3 separate regions of the Homo sapiens genome follow, and regions 2 and 3 are each linked to region 1. A link is a contact called in ENCODE Hi-C or POLR2A ChIA-PET data. All regions are on one chromosome and are shown on one strand. The core of a region is the stretch at or near the end of the contact, and the rest is flanking DNA. Distances in the headings are between cores, read along the strand shown. Region 1 holds the start of CDH3 (cadherin 3). Region 2 overlaps CDH1 (cadherin 1). Region 3 holds the start of CDH1 (cadherin 1).

Region 1 (3,812 bases), core at 351-2,850:
CCCCTAGGCATTGACAGCCCCACATTCAAGCAGTGGGAGTTTGTGCCTGGGGTGAGGGATAAGTTGATGGAGACTTTAGAAGAATGCTAGGTAGCAAGGGTTCTCAGTGTTTTGAAGGCCAGGTAAGCCACGGTTCCTTCCCCCTAAAAATGAATACTCAAGTTCCCAAAAATTTCAGTGTAAGGATCCTCTGAAACCCGACCCAAGGATCCAGGGTTATACCCGTTTAAGAACTAGGTTTCAACCCTTGCTGGAGCCCCCATCCATTGTCCTCTTAACCTAGAGGGAGAAAGCCCTCCACTAGCCAGCAACCAACCGCCTGGGTCTCATAACACACTGGTTCTCCTCACTAACGTTGCACCGCCCACCCCCTCAGGTTTTTGAACTTGGGGCGGGGAGGGGGGGGGTAGGAGTAACTGAGGGATCAAAAATGTGCTTTGATCTCCCGTCCATCGCCCCCATAGCCCCAGGCCTGCCAGCTTGGGACACTGTCCCCCTCAAACTCCCCCCAGTGACCTAGCATCCCAGGCCCCAGACGCTGGGGGCGGGGTGGTTCCCGTACGTGATGGCCCCAGCCCAGGTGTGCCAGGGCCCAGTTTCCAGGCAGGCTACAAGGGCGCAGGCCCTCCGGGAAGAGCAGGGTTAAGAGTGCATTCCAGCTGCCGAGGAAGAAGGGGGGCGGGGTAGGGAAGCTCGGAGAAAAGAAACAGACCCGGTCTGTCTGTCGGAGACACAAAGCACGGTTCACAAAGGGGGCCCGAGAGGGGCGAAGGGGGCTGCCCGGGGCACGGCTCATCCCCACACCTGCGCGCGGGTTGGGGGAAGAATGTGGCCGGCGCATTCCTCTGCTGGGGCCAGCGGGGGAGAACTTCCCACGTCGAGACTGGGTGAGGGGCTCAGCCATCCGGCATCTCGGAGGAGGGGGTCAAGGTAAGCAGTGGCTACCGGACAAGGGGCTGGATGTCATAGGCGCTCTGCTGCCCAGCCTTCTCCGTCAGCCACCACCCCCAATCCCAGCCCCCGAGGCGCGTTCTGCGCCTCCCCGGGAACTGAGGTGGCGCCAGGAGTCCCTTGCCCCGGCCCGAACACCCCTCGCGCGGTCCACACCAAAATGGTCACGTGCGGCCCCTACCCTGCGGTTCCACCCTGAGGATCTTACCTTTCCCCAGCGCCTGGCCGGGCTCCTGCTCCGCGCCTCCCGCCTCCAAGGTCACTTCAGCCTCCCTGAAGACCGCCCGGCACGGCTCGGAGGCCGCGCACTGCAGCCAGCAAACCTGCGCCCGAGGGCAGAGAGTGAAGGAGGCTGGGTCCAGGCGTGCCCGGCCCTGCACTCCCCACACCGCAGGGTCCTCACGGGCCTTCCGGGACTCCCTTGGCCCCAGGGAGCGCAGCCCCGCGCTCTCCCCGACGCCACTGCCCCATGCGGACCCCGCCCGCCCCCCAGGGAGCGGTCCCGGTCGGGGCCACGGCGAGGCTGTGGAGTACCTGGAGAAGGAGGAGAGACGCGAGAGGTCCACGAGGGAGCCCCATGGCTGCAGAGAGAGGGGTGAAGCAGCTGCCGCGACGGCGGGCCGGTGTTCCGCTCAGCTCTTGCCCCTTTGAGCACCGCAGCCCCCGGGAGCCAGCGGGAGGAGGCCAGGTGAGCGCAGGTGGGTGCTGATTGGTCCAGCGCCACGAGGTCCCGCCCCCTCGCAGGTGGGACCGATGTGGGTGCGGTTGAGGCCCCAGCGAACCCCTCCTGGCCTCCCGGATGCCCTCCTGCGCTCTCCTGGCTTTTCTGGAGCTGTTCTTTACAGGGACTCAGCCTCTGTCTCGCAGTTCTGGGTTAGAGGAGAAAAGAACACCCAGTGCACTCCTCAGCCTCCTCAGTACGGGAAGAGAAATGTTTCCTTGCCTTGCGGCTACAGCGGAAAAAAGTGGAGACACATCTGAAGTCGACTGAAAACGGAGGCTCCGCATTCATTATCCCCCGGAGGCGCTGTTATCCCAAAGCTTTGAAGCAGGCCCGTGCGTCCTCCCACACGCGGCTACAGCGGGGCCGCCCAAGCCTCTTTCTCCACCTCCCGTGCCAGCCCGCCGGGGAGGATCCTCCGGGGTATAAAACTAGCAGGTCCCGAAGGACCGCGTTTCTGAATTGGATACAACTTCCTCTTTTTTCTTTTTTTTTTTTTTTTGGAGACAGGGTCTCGCTCTGTCGCCCAGGAGTGCAGTAGCGCGATCTCGGCTCACTACAGCCTCGACCTCCCGGGCTGAAGCGATTCTCCTCCCTCAGCTCCCGCTGAGACTACAGGCTTGCGCCACCACACCCGGCTAATTTTTAAAAATTTTTTGTAGCGATGTGGTGGGGCGGGGGGAGGGTGGAGGGTCACCCTATGTTGCCCAAGCTGGTCTTGAACTTCTGGACTCAAGCGATCCTCCGCCTCCCAGAGTGCTCAGGTTACAGGCATGAGCCGCCACACCCGGACCGCTTCTTCCATTTCACAGCTAAACAAAGGGAAGCTAGTCGAGAAAGTCCCAGAGTTTGGAAGCTGTAGTGGTGCCAAAGGGTGCGAGCTAAGAGGGTTGTTATTAGTCTCATAATCTCCAGCACCCCTACCCCCCATATAAATAACACTTTCTCAACTTTCTGTAAAATGTAAATAAAGACAATTTTTAAAACGCAGAGGTTTTGAAATTGGTCTGAAATACTGTATATAATCTGGGTAAAAACTGCTTGCTGCGCAAAGCAGCCTCCAGAGAGTCTCCCTTGGAAAACAGCTCTCCCACACCCTTCCTAGGAGATAAACGCCAGACCTGGGATTCGTTGTTCTTCTACGTTACTCTCATTCCACTACGTTAGACACGAAGTGCTTTCCTCTTGCTGCACACAAGTGGGCTCTGGCCATGAAAACGGTCCTGAGTCTCAATCACTACCCCACAAGCCCTTCCCCACGGAGCTGAGCTTTCCCGGTCAGTCTCTCTCACCTGTCCCCTCACTCCTCCTTCACCTTCTGCTGCTGCCTTGAGAAGCCCTGGATGCCACCTCCTGGTCCTTCTCCCTCCCCGTCCCCAGCTCAGATTTAGGGGTTTGAGGAACGGACTGGAGACTGGAGAGGTTTTTTTGTTTTGTTTGTTTTTTTGAGATGGAGTCTCACTGTCGTCCAGTACGGTGGCGTCATCTCTGCTCACTGCAACCTCCGCCTCCCAGGTTCAAGCGACTCTCCTGCCTCAGCCTCCCGAGTAGCTGGGACTACAGGCGCCCACTACCACACCAGGCTAATTTTTGTATTTTTAGTAGAGACGGGATTTCGCTATATTGGCCAGGCTGGTCTCGAACTCCCGACCTCAAGTGATCCGCTTCCCTTGGCCTCCTAAAGTGCTGGGATTACAGGCGTGAGAAACGGGGCCCAGCCTGGAGTTTTAAATGACAGATTCTTTGACCTTCCAGGGCTAACCTGGTAATCTATCCGTCCTCCTCCCCGCCAGGCCTGTGGCTAAGCCATGGATTGCTTGCGTTGCGAGGGTGGGGGTCTTGCTCTCTCAGGCCTAGCATGGGCCCTTAAGGCCGGCCCCACCTGGGTTCAAATCCAGGTCCCACCCCTTAGTAGCGCTGAAGCCTCGGGGAAGTAAAATAAACCCCCTGGGCCTCAGTTCTGCATCTGTCAAATGGGGCTGTTATGATCTTAGTATTTTACCCTCTCATAGATGAGTATTAAATAAATTAGAAGGTTTAAAACGCTAAACATCATATCTGGCACACAGCAAGTGCCCAAATGCTGCCTGGTATTATTGCTCTCAGATGTCTGGCGAGCCGTCTCTCTTTCTAGCATCCC
Region 2 (3,812 bases), core at 768-3,267, 110 kb before region 1:
GAGGCAGGAGAATTGCTTGAACCCGGGAGGCGGAAGTTGCAGTGAGCCGAGATGGCACCAGTCTGGGCAACAGAGCAAGACTCCATCTCAAAAAAAAAAAAAATTGCACTCAAATGGATGTTGGGTCAAAGGAGCGTCTTATTCTTTAGGAGGTCAAGAGCAAAGTGATAAGGGGGTATCACTCTTCCTCATACTCAATCCTCTGTGGCTCCTTTGACACTTACACTACCCGCCCCCCGCCCCATGCTTTTTCACTCCCTTGACACAAGTCTAAAGCAGAAACATCTAATGAGAAAAACTAATTTGTTTTTTTAGAGATCGATTCTTGAGACATTGACCAGGTTGGAGAGCAGTAACTATTCACGGGCACAATCAGCATGCACTGCAGCCTCGAAACTCCCAGGCTCAAGTGATCCTCCTGCCTCAACCTCCCAAGTAGCTAGGACTACAGATGTGTACCACGGAGCCCAGCCAATAAAAACTAAATGAAGAGTGGTTGCTACGTACCAGGCACTGGAAGCACTTCGCACATGCTAACTCATTGAATCCTCATTGCAATCCTTTGTGGTAGGGGCTATGTTTATCCCCTTTGTACAGGTGAGGGGACTGAGGCACAGAAAGATTAAGAAACTGGCCCTAGGGAATTCCCATTTGGGTCTCTCTCTCTCTCTCTCTCTCAAAAAAAAAAAAAAAAAAAAAAAAAAAGAAATAAAAAGAAGCCTACCCTAGGCAAAATGGGGTGGGGTTGGGATAGAGGGGAGGGACACAAAAAAATTTGAAAAAAAAGAAAGAAACTTGCAGGCCAGTGCAGCAACTCACATCCGTAATCCCAGCACTTTGGGAGGCTGAGGCGGGCAGATGGCTTGAGCTCAGGAGTTCAAAACCAGCCTGGGCAACATGGCAAAACCTCGTCTCTACAAAAAATACAAAAAAAAAAAAAAAAAAGATTAGCCTGGAGTGGTGGCATGCACCTGTAGTCCCAGCTACTTGGGAGGCTGAGGTGGGAGGATGGGGATGACTTGAGCCCAGGAGGCAGAGGTTGCAGTGAGCCAAAATTGTACCACTCCACTCCAGCCTGGGTGACAGAAAAAGGCCCTGTCTCAAAAAAAAGAAAGAAAGAAAGGAAGGAAGGAAGGAAGGAAGGAGAGAGAGAGAAAGAAAAAGAGAGAGAGAAAGAAAGAAAGAGAAAGAAACTTGCCCAAAATCACAGGAAAAGTAAGGGTCCAGTTGGGATTGGAATCCAGGCAATCCTGCTGCATTCCACCCTCCCAGTTCATCTTCTCTAAGAGAAGCTCATAGGCTAAAAGAGAAATAAATGCTGAAGAGTCAAATCTCTGTCAAAACCAGAAATGAAACCTCACATCTGGCAAGTAAAATGTGGTTTCCTAGGTTCAACAGCTTCCCAGGTATTTAAACACTCCCATGGTGGAAGTGAGAGGATTAGCAGAAAGAAGAATGAAAAATCATAACCAAATTACAAAGCCCAAAGAAAAATAAGTACAACTTACAGGAAGTTTCAAAATCAAAAACTCAGCTGGTTGCCATGGCTCACACCTGTAATCCCAGCACTTTGGGAGGCCAAGGTGGGCGGATCACTTGAGGTCAGGACCAGCCTGGCCAACATGGTGAAACCCTGTCTCTACTAAAAATACAAAAATTAGCCGGGCATGGTGGCGCTGGCCTATAATCCCAGCTACTCGGGAGGCTGAGGAAGGAGAATAGCTTGAACCTGGGAGGTGGAGGTTGCAGTGAGCTGAGACTCCAACACTGCGCTCCAGCCTGGGTGACAGAGCAAGACTCTGTCTCAAAACAAAACAAAACAAAAATCAGAGACTCAAAATACAGCTCTGAAACATCCAAAAACCTCAAGGAGTAGAAGAGGGCTTTGTTTTGTTTTGTTTTTTGTTTTTGAGAGAGCGTCTCGCTCTGTCACCCAAGCTGGAGTGCAGTGGTGCAAAACGCAGCTCACTGCAGCCTTAACCTCCTGGACTCAAGGGATCTACCTGCCTCAGCCTCCCATGAAGCTGGGATCACAGGCACACGCCACCATGCCTGGGTAATTGTTTTTGTATGTAGAGACAGGGTTTCCCTTTGTTGCCCAATCTGGTCTCCAACTTCTGGGCTCAAGCAATCCTCCCACTTTGGCCTCCCGAAGTGCTGGATTACAGGCATGAGCTACCGCACCCGGCCTCTTTTTAAATGCAGACTTGAGACAAGAAGGCAAAAGTTACAAGAAATACAACCACAAATTCTATTTTCTCCAGAAAATTTAGTCATGATTACAAGCCTGGGAGTTAGGTGGTAATGAAACCAGCCACATGAACGTCACCAAGCAGCTGTTATTTCTCCAAAACCTTTTAGCACGAAGCTAACAGAGACGAGATCTAGGGCTAGTATCTCCTGGGACTTATGAGTAAGAGCCGGCACCTAGAGTACCTGTCACTATAGAGGGTGATGTCACCGCTGATTCAACCTGATATTGAAAAACCTTACCAGGAGAGGCCTCTCAATGTCGGTGACTCAGGGCCCCACCCCACCTGTTCATAAAGTAAGTGCCCAGGTGTTTGCCTCACTGCTTATTCAAGGGATGATGTTTTCCAATAGGAAAGCCACAACTCTCCCCACCAACAAGTTGGTCATCTTGTTCCCTTTTTCAAACACTCCCACATAGTTGTGGTGAAGAATTTGTTGGGGAGGAAGCCTCGTACTGAAGGTGAGATTCCAAAGTAAGTACCAGGTCCTAGGAACACTCGTATACATGCACAAAAAAAAAAAAAAAATATGCCCTAAATGATGCCTGTTTAGAAAATATCATCCCTCTGCAGGAAGAATCTTTAGAAAACTCGGCTAGGCACAGTGGCTCATTCATGCCTGTAATCCCAGCACTTTGGGAGGCCGAGGAGGGCTTATCACCTAAGGTCAGGAGTTGGAGACCAGCCTGGCCAACATGGTGAAACCCCGTCTCTACGAAAAATACAAAAAGTAGCCAGGTGTGGTGGCACATGCCTGTAATCCCAGCTACACCGGAGGCTGAGGTGGGAGAATCGCTTGAACCCGGGAGGCAGAGGTTGCAATGAGCCGAGATCAGGCCACTGCACTCTAGCCTGGGCAACAAGAGCAAGACTCTGTCTCAAAAAAAAAAAAAAAAAAAATTTAGAAAACTCTGCTGGAGCAATATTCCTCTTGGGCAACATGCTGAGGGGTGGGGAGTGGCTTGGAATGAGCATTATTTCCTGGTTTGAATCTGATACCCTTTAAAGGAGATGTTCCTAAAGTGGCAGGTCAAAAGAGAAAGATAAATAAATAAAAAATGAAGGAGATGTGAAAATGAGCCCTCAGGATTCCTTCTCTAGAAAATGCCTGGCCTGGCCGGGCATGGTGGCTCAGACCTGTAATCCTAGCACTTTGGGAGGCCAAGGCGGGGGTATTGCTTAAGCTCAGGAGTTCGAGACTAGCCTGGGCAACGTAACAAGACCCTCTCTATTTATTTTAACAAAAAATTTAAAAATTAAAAGAAAAATGCCTGACTAGAGAACAGTCTTTTTCAATGACATGAATATAGACTTGAATGTAGAAGTCCAGTCCCCTCAAGATACAGTCCAATTCTATTTTTTTTTTTTTTTTTTTTTTGAGACAGAGTCTTGCCCTGTCACCCAGGCTGGAATGCAGTGGTACGATCATGGCTAAACCTCCCAGGCAGCTTCAACCTCCCAGGCTCAAGTGATCCTCTCACCCCAGCTCCCAAGTAGCTGGGACTACAAGCATATGCCACTACACCTGGCTAATTTTTGGATTTTTTGTAGAGGCGGGGT
Region 3 (3,812 bases), core at 944-3,443, 92 kb before region 1:
AACACCAGCATGGGCAACATGGAGAGACTCCTGTCTCTAAAAAAAAATTTATTTTTTATTTATTTTTTGAGACGGAGTCTTGCTCTGTCACCCAGGTTGGAGTGCGGTGGCACTATCTCAGCTCACTGCAACCTCTGCCTCCTGGGTTTAAGCAATTCTCCTGCCTCAGCCTCCTGAGTAGCTAGGATTACAGGCACACGCCACCATGCCCGGCTAATTTTTATATTTTTATTTAGTAGAGATGGGGTTTCACCATGTTGGCCAGGCTGGTCTCGAACTCCTGACCTTGTGATCCGCCCACCTCGGCCTCCCAAAGTGCTGGGATTACAGGCGTTAGCCACTGCGCCCAGCCTAAAAAAAAGTTAAAATTATCCAGGTGTGGTGGCACATGCCCATGATAACCAGCTACTAGGGAGGCTGAGATGGGAAGGATCACTTGAGCCCAGAGGATGGAGGCTGCAGTAAGCTATGATTGTGCCACTGCACTCCAGCTTGGGCAACAGAGCAAGACCCTGTCTTTAAAAAAAAAAAAAAAAAAAAAAAAAAAAGCTTTTATATCTGTAAACAAAAGCCACAGCCCAGTAACCAAGAGAGGGCTGCTCTTCAGTCATCCCAGAGATGGTGCTTAATGGGGCCTGGGAGTCAGATCCCAGTTCAGATATCTGCTCTGCTGACCCTGAGCAAGTGGACGTCACTCTCTTAGCCTCGGTTTGCTCAACTGTAAAACGGGAATACTCCTGCCAGGCCTTCCCACCCACCAGGTTTTTGCAGTCTGAAATGAGAGACTGTCTCTACAGTGCTGAGGGCAATAAGAGAAATACGAAGGCTTCTAGTAAGTGCCCTCAACCTCCTCTTCTTTATAACATAGTCAACAACCAGGCAGGGTTACCCCCTCCACCACAGTGTTCAGTCGTAAACGTTTGGATCCCCAAATCTGCGTAAATTCCAAGGGGTGTCGTTTGAGCCAAGGAGGGAGCTTGCCCATTGCAACCCAGGGGTGTGGGAGTGCAATTTCTCGGCCCCTTTCCAACCCCTCCCTACTCCGCCCAGGGACACCGGCAGCGCGCCCTCACCTCTGCCCAGGACGCGGCCTCTCTCCAGGTGGCGCCGGGGCACCGTGAACGTGTAGCTCTCGGCGTCAAAGCCAGGGTGGCAGGGCTCCGGCTCCTGGCAGAGCCAAGAGGAGACCTGGGGTGGGGGAAAGGTAGATGGAACCGGGTGACTCGGAGGGTTCCCTCCTGCTCACCGAAACCAACAGCGCCGCCCCTCCCTCGCTCCCGGCGTCGGGATTGGGGGAGGACCCCAGCCCGCAGCCCCGGGACGGGCGGGCAGCGACGTCACCCTCCCCCACCCCGAAACCTACGGCCGCCGAGCCCCCAGGAACTCCCGGGAGGGGGCCGCCGAGTCACCCCCTCAAGACCTAGCCCACCGTTCCCTTTCAGTCTCCTTTCTCATTTTATTGGAGATGTCTTTATTCTCCAGTACCCCACTTTCCTTAGACCGGGAATGCACCACTCCTCAGAGCGAGGGGCGCTCCCACCTCCTCCGACCTCACTTTCTTATCCCCGGGACCCTCACTCCTATTTACGACCTTTCTTGGCATGGCAGGTGCCTTTATTTCTACGGATGCCCCTCTCCTTCCCTCGAAGATCGTCCCCACGACTCCTGGCTCCCCCTCGACTTGCACCAGGGCACCCCTTCTCCACACCCCACCCCCTACACCCCGCTTCACGCCCCCACCGCCCGCGCGAGCCCACCCCGCGGACTCCGCGGCCAGACGCCCCCGCCTCGGTCTGCGCTGGAGGGGGCAGGAAAGCCGCGCTCGCCCCTCACCACCCACCCCCCACTCCCATCACTGGGGGGTCCGGAGCGCGCGAGGCTTCCAGGCCGCTCCGCTCCTCAGGACCCGAACTTTCTTGGAAGAAGGGAAGCGGTGACGACGGGAGAGGAAGGGGCGCAGGGCTGGGGCGCGGAGCTTGCGGCCCGAATGCGTCCCTCGCAAGTCAGGGGATCCGGGGTACCTGCAGCAGCAGCAGCAGCGCCGAGAGGCTGCGGCTCCAAGGGCCCATGGCTGGCCGGGGACGCCGAGCGAGGGCAGGCGCCGGGTGCGGTCGGGTCGGGCCGGGCTGGAGCGGGCTGGAGTCTGAACTGACTTCCGCAAGCTCACAGGTGCTTTGCAGTTCCGACGCCACTGAGAGGGGGTGCGTGGCTGCAGCCAGGTGAGCCCCGGAGGCACCGCCCCCCGTACCGCTGATTGGCTGAGGGTTCACCTGCCGGCCACAGCCAATCAGCAGCGCGGACCCCTCCCCAGGGCGGAGCTGACGGCCCGCCCACCCGGCCTCGCATAGACGCGGTGACCCTCTAGCCTGGAGTTGCTAGGGTCTAGGTGGGTTATGGGACCTGCACGGTTCTGATTCCACTGGGTTCGAATCCCAGCCCCGCCGGTGGCTCACTAAGACCTGGGATCAGAAAGGGCTTTTACACTTGGCTGAGTTCTTTTGTTTTTTGGGATTTTTTGTTTGTTCGTTTTGGAGATGGGGTCTCACTCTTTCACCCAAGCTGGAGTGCAGTGGTGCGATCACAGCTCACTGCAGCCTCGAACTCCTGGGCTCAAGCGGTCCTCTGGCCCCAGCCTCTCTAGTAGCTGGGAGTACAGGTGCACACCACCACGCCAGGCTAATTTTTTTTTCTTTTGCCTTTTTGTAGAGAGACAAGTCGGGGCGGACAGGGGCAGTGGGGGCGCTGTGTCTCCCTGTATTGCCCAGCCTGGTCTCGAACTCCTGGGCTGAAGCGATCCTCCTGCCTTGGCCTCCCAAAGTGCTAGGATTTCAGGTGTGAGCCATGAGCCACTGAGCTAGCAGCCTAATTTTTTGTTTGTTTGTTTTGTTTGTATTTTTTGAGACGGAGTCTCGCTCTGTCTTGCCCAGGCTGGAGTGCAGTGGCACGATCTCGGCTCACTGCAACCTCCGCCTGCCGGGTTCAAGAGACTCTCCTGTCTCAGCCTATTGAGTAGCTGGGACTACAGGCGTGTGCCACCACACCGGCTAATTTTGTATTTTTAGTACAGACGGGGTTTCACCATGTTGGCCAGGCTGGTCTGGAACTCCTGACCTCAGGTGATCCACCCTCTTCAGCCTCCTGAAGTGTTGGATTACAGGCGTGAGCCACTGCACTCTGCCTCGAGCGGCCTAATTTTTTAAAAAATTTTTCTAGAGAGGGGATCTCACTATGTTGCCGAGGCTGATCTCAAATTTCTGAACTCAGGCGATCCTCCTGCCTCAGCCCCTTTACTGAGTTCTCATTTTTTAATCTAGTCTTTTTTAACTGTAGAGCTTCATGGGTTAGTGAGTCAGCAAATTGATTCCCTAGGTCAGGACCACCTCCCAAAGCCTCAGTTTCTCCACCCTCCTAATGGGAATAATGATCAGAAATGTCTCCCTATGCTGTTGTGGGACTCCCATACAATTAAAATGACAAATGTTTCTTGAGCCATAAATGCTCTGTACAGAAGTGAGGGGTAAAAATAGTAACAATAGGGCCAGGCATGGTGGCTCACGCCTGTAATCCCAGCACTTTGGGAGGCCGAGGCGGGCAGATCACGAGGTCAGGAGATTGAGACCATCCTGGCTAACGCAGTGAAACCCCGTCTCTACTAAAAATACAAAAAATTAGCCAGGCGTGGTGGTGGGCGCCTGTAGTCCCAGCTACTCGGGAGGCTGAGGCAGGAGAATGGCATGAACCTGGGAGGTGGAGCTTGCAGTGAGCCGAGATCGCGCCACTGTACTCCAGCCTGGGCGACAGAGCAAGACTCT

Evidence for each region. Hi-C counts contacts between places; a loop is a spot of excess contacts on that map. ChIA-PET counts read pairs that join two places held with the same protein, here RNA polymerase II (POLR2A). Pooled maps may share reads with other maps.
Region 2: a loop to region 1 is called in a map of mammary epithelial cell, with 2.9 times the contacts of the local background. The contact joins the enhancer-like site here to the promoter of CDH3 in region 1. A Hi-C loop is called at or near these places in 1 of 168 maps with a recorded cell type or tissue (mammary epithelial cell) and 5 of 50 pooled maps. POLR2A ChIA-PET finds 5 or more read pairs at or near these places in 9 of 52 experiments (A673, GM12878, IMR-90 and 6 more).
Region 3: a loop to region 1 is called in a map of mammary epithelial cell, with 2.7 times the contacts of the local background. The contact joins the promoter of CDH1 here to the promoter of CDH3 in region 1. A Hi-C loop is called at or near these places in 1 of 168 maps with a recorded cell type or tissue (mammary epithelial cell). POLR2A ChIA-PET finds 5 or more read pairs at or near these places in 9 of 52 experiments (A673, Caco-2, IMR-90 and 5 more).

What each region holds. Positions count from the first base shown.
Region 1 is chr16:68,643,098-68,646,909 of GRCh38, reverse strand. CDH3 (cadherin 3) reads right to left here and starts at 1,600. Exons shown (of 16, transcript NM_001793.6): 1 at 1,486-1,600; 2 at 1,160-1,274. The coding sequence starts at 1,530. CDH3-AS1 (CDH3 antisense RNA 1) reads left to right here and starts at 709. Exons shown (of 2, transcript NR_186394.1): 1 at 709-930; 2 at 1,170-2,662. RefSeq lists an enhancer at 1,096-1,620.
Region 2 is chr16:68,755,101-68,758,912 of GRCh38, reverse strand. The region is part of intron 2 of CDH1 (cadherin 1); the gene reads right to left. Among named protein-coding and RNA genes, the nearest start is that of CDH1, 20 kb to the right of the region's middle. RefSeq lists cis regulatory regions at 104, 1,585, 2,314 and enhancers at 32-176, 1,419-1,468, 1,513-1,657, 2,149-2,248, 2,242-2,386. Within about 2 kb of position 2,017, at least 16 of the 41 ENCODE cell types and tissues checked have a DNase peak (open chromatin) inside an H3K27ac peak, as active enhancers do; they include GM12878 and mammary epithelial cell, where a contact is called at or near this core.
Region 3 is chr16:68,735,673-68,739,484 of GRCh38, reverse strand. CDH1 (cadherin 1) reads right to left here and starts at 2,193. Exons shown (of 16, transcript NM_004360.5): 1 at 2,022-2,193; 2 at 1,074-1,188. The coding sequence starts at 2,069. RefSeq lists a silencer at 2,078-2,147, a cis regulatory region at 3,100 and an enhancer at 3,028-3,172.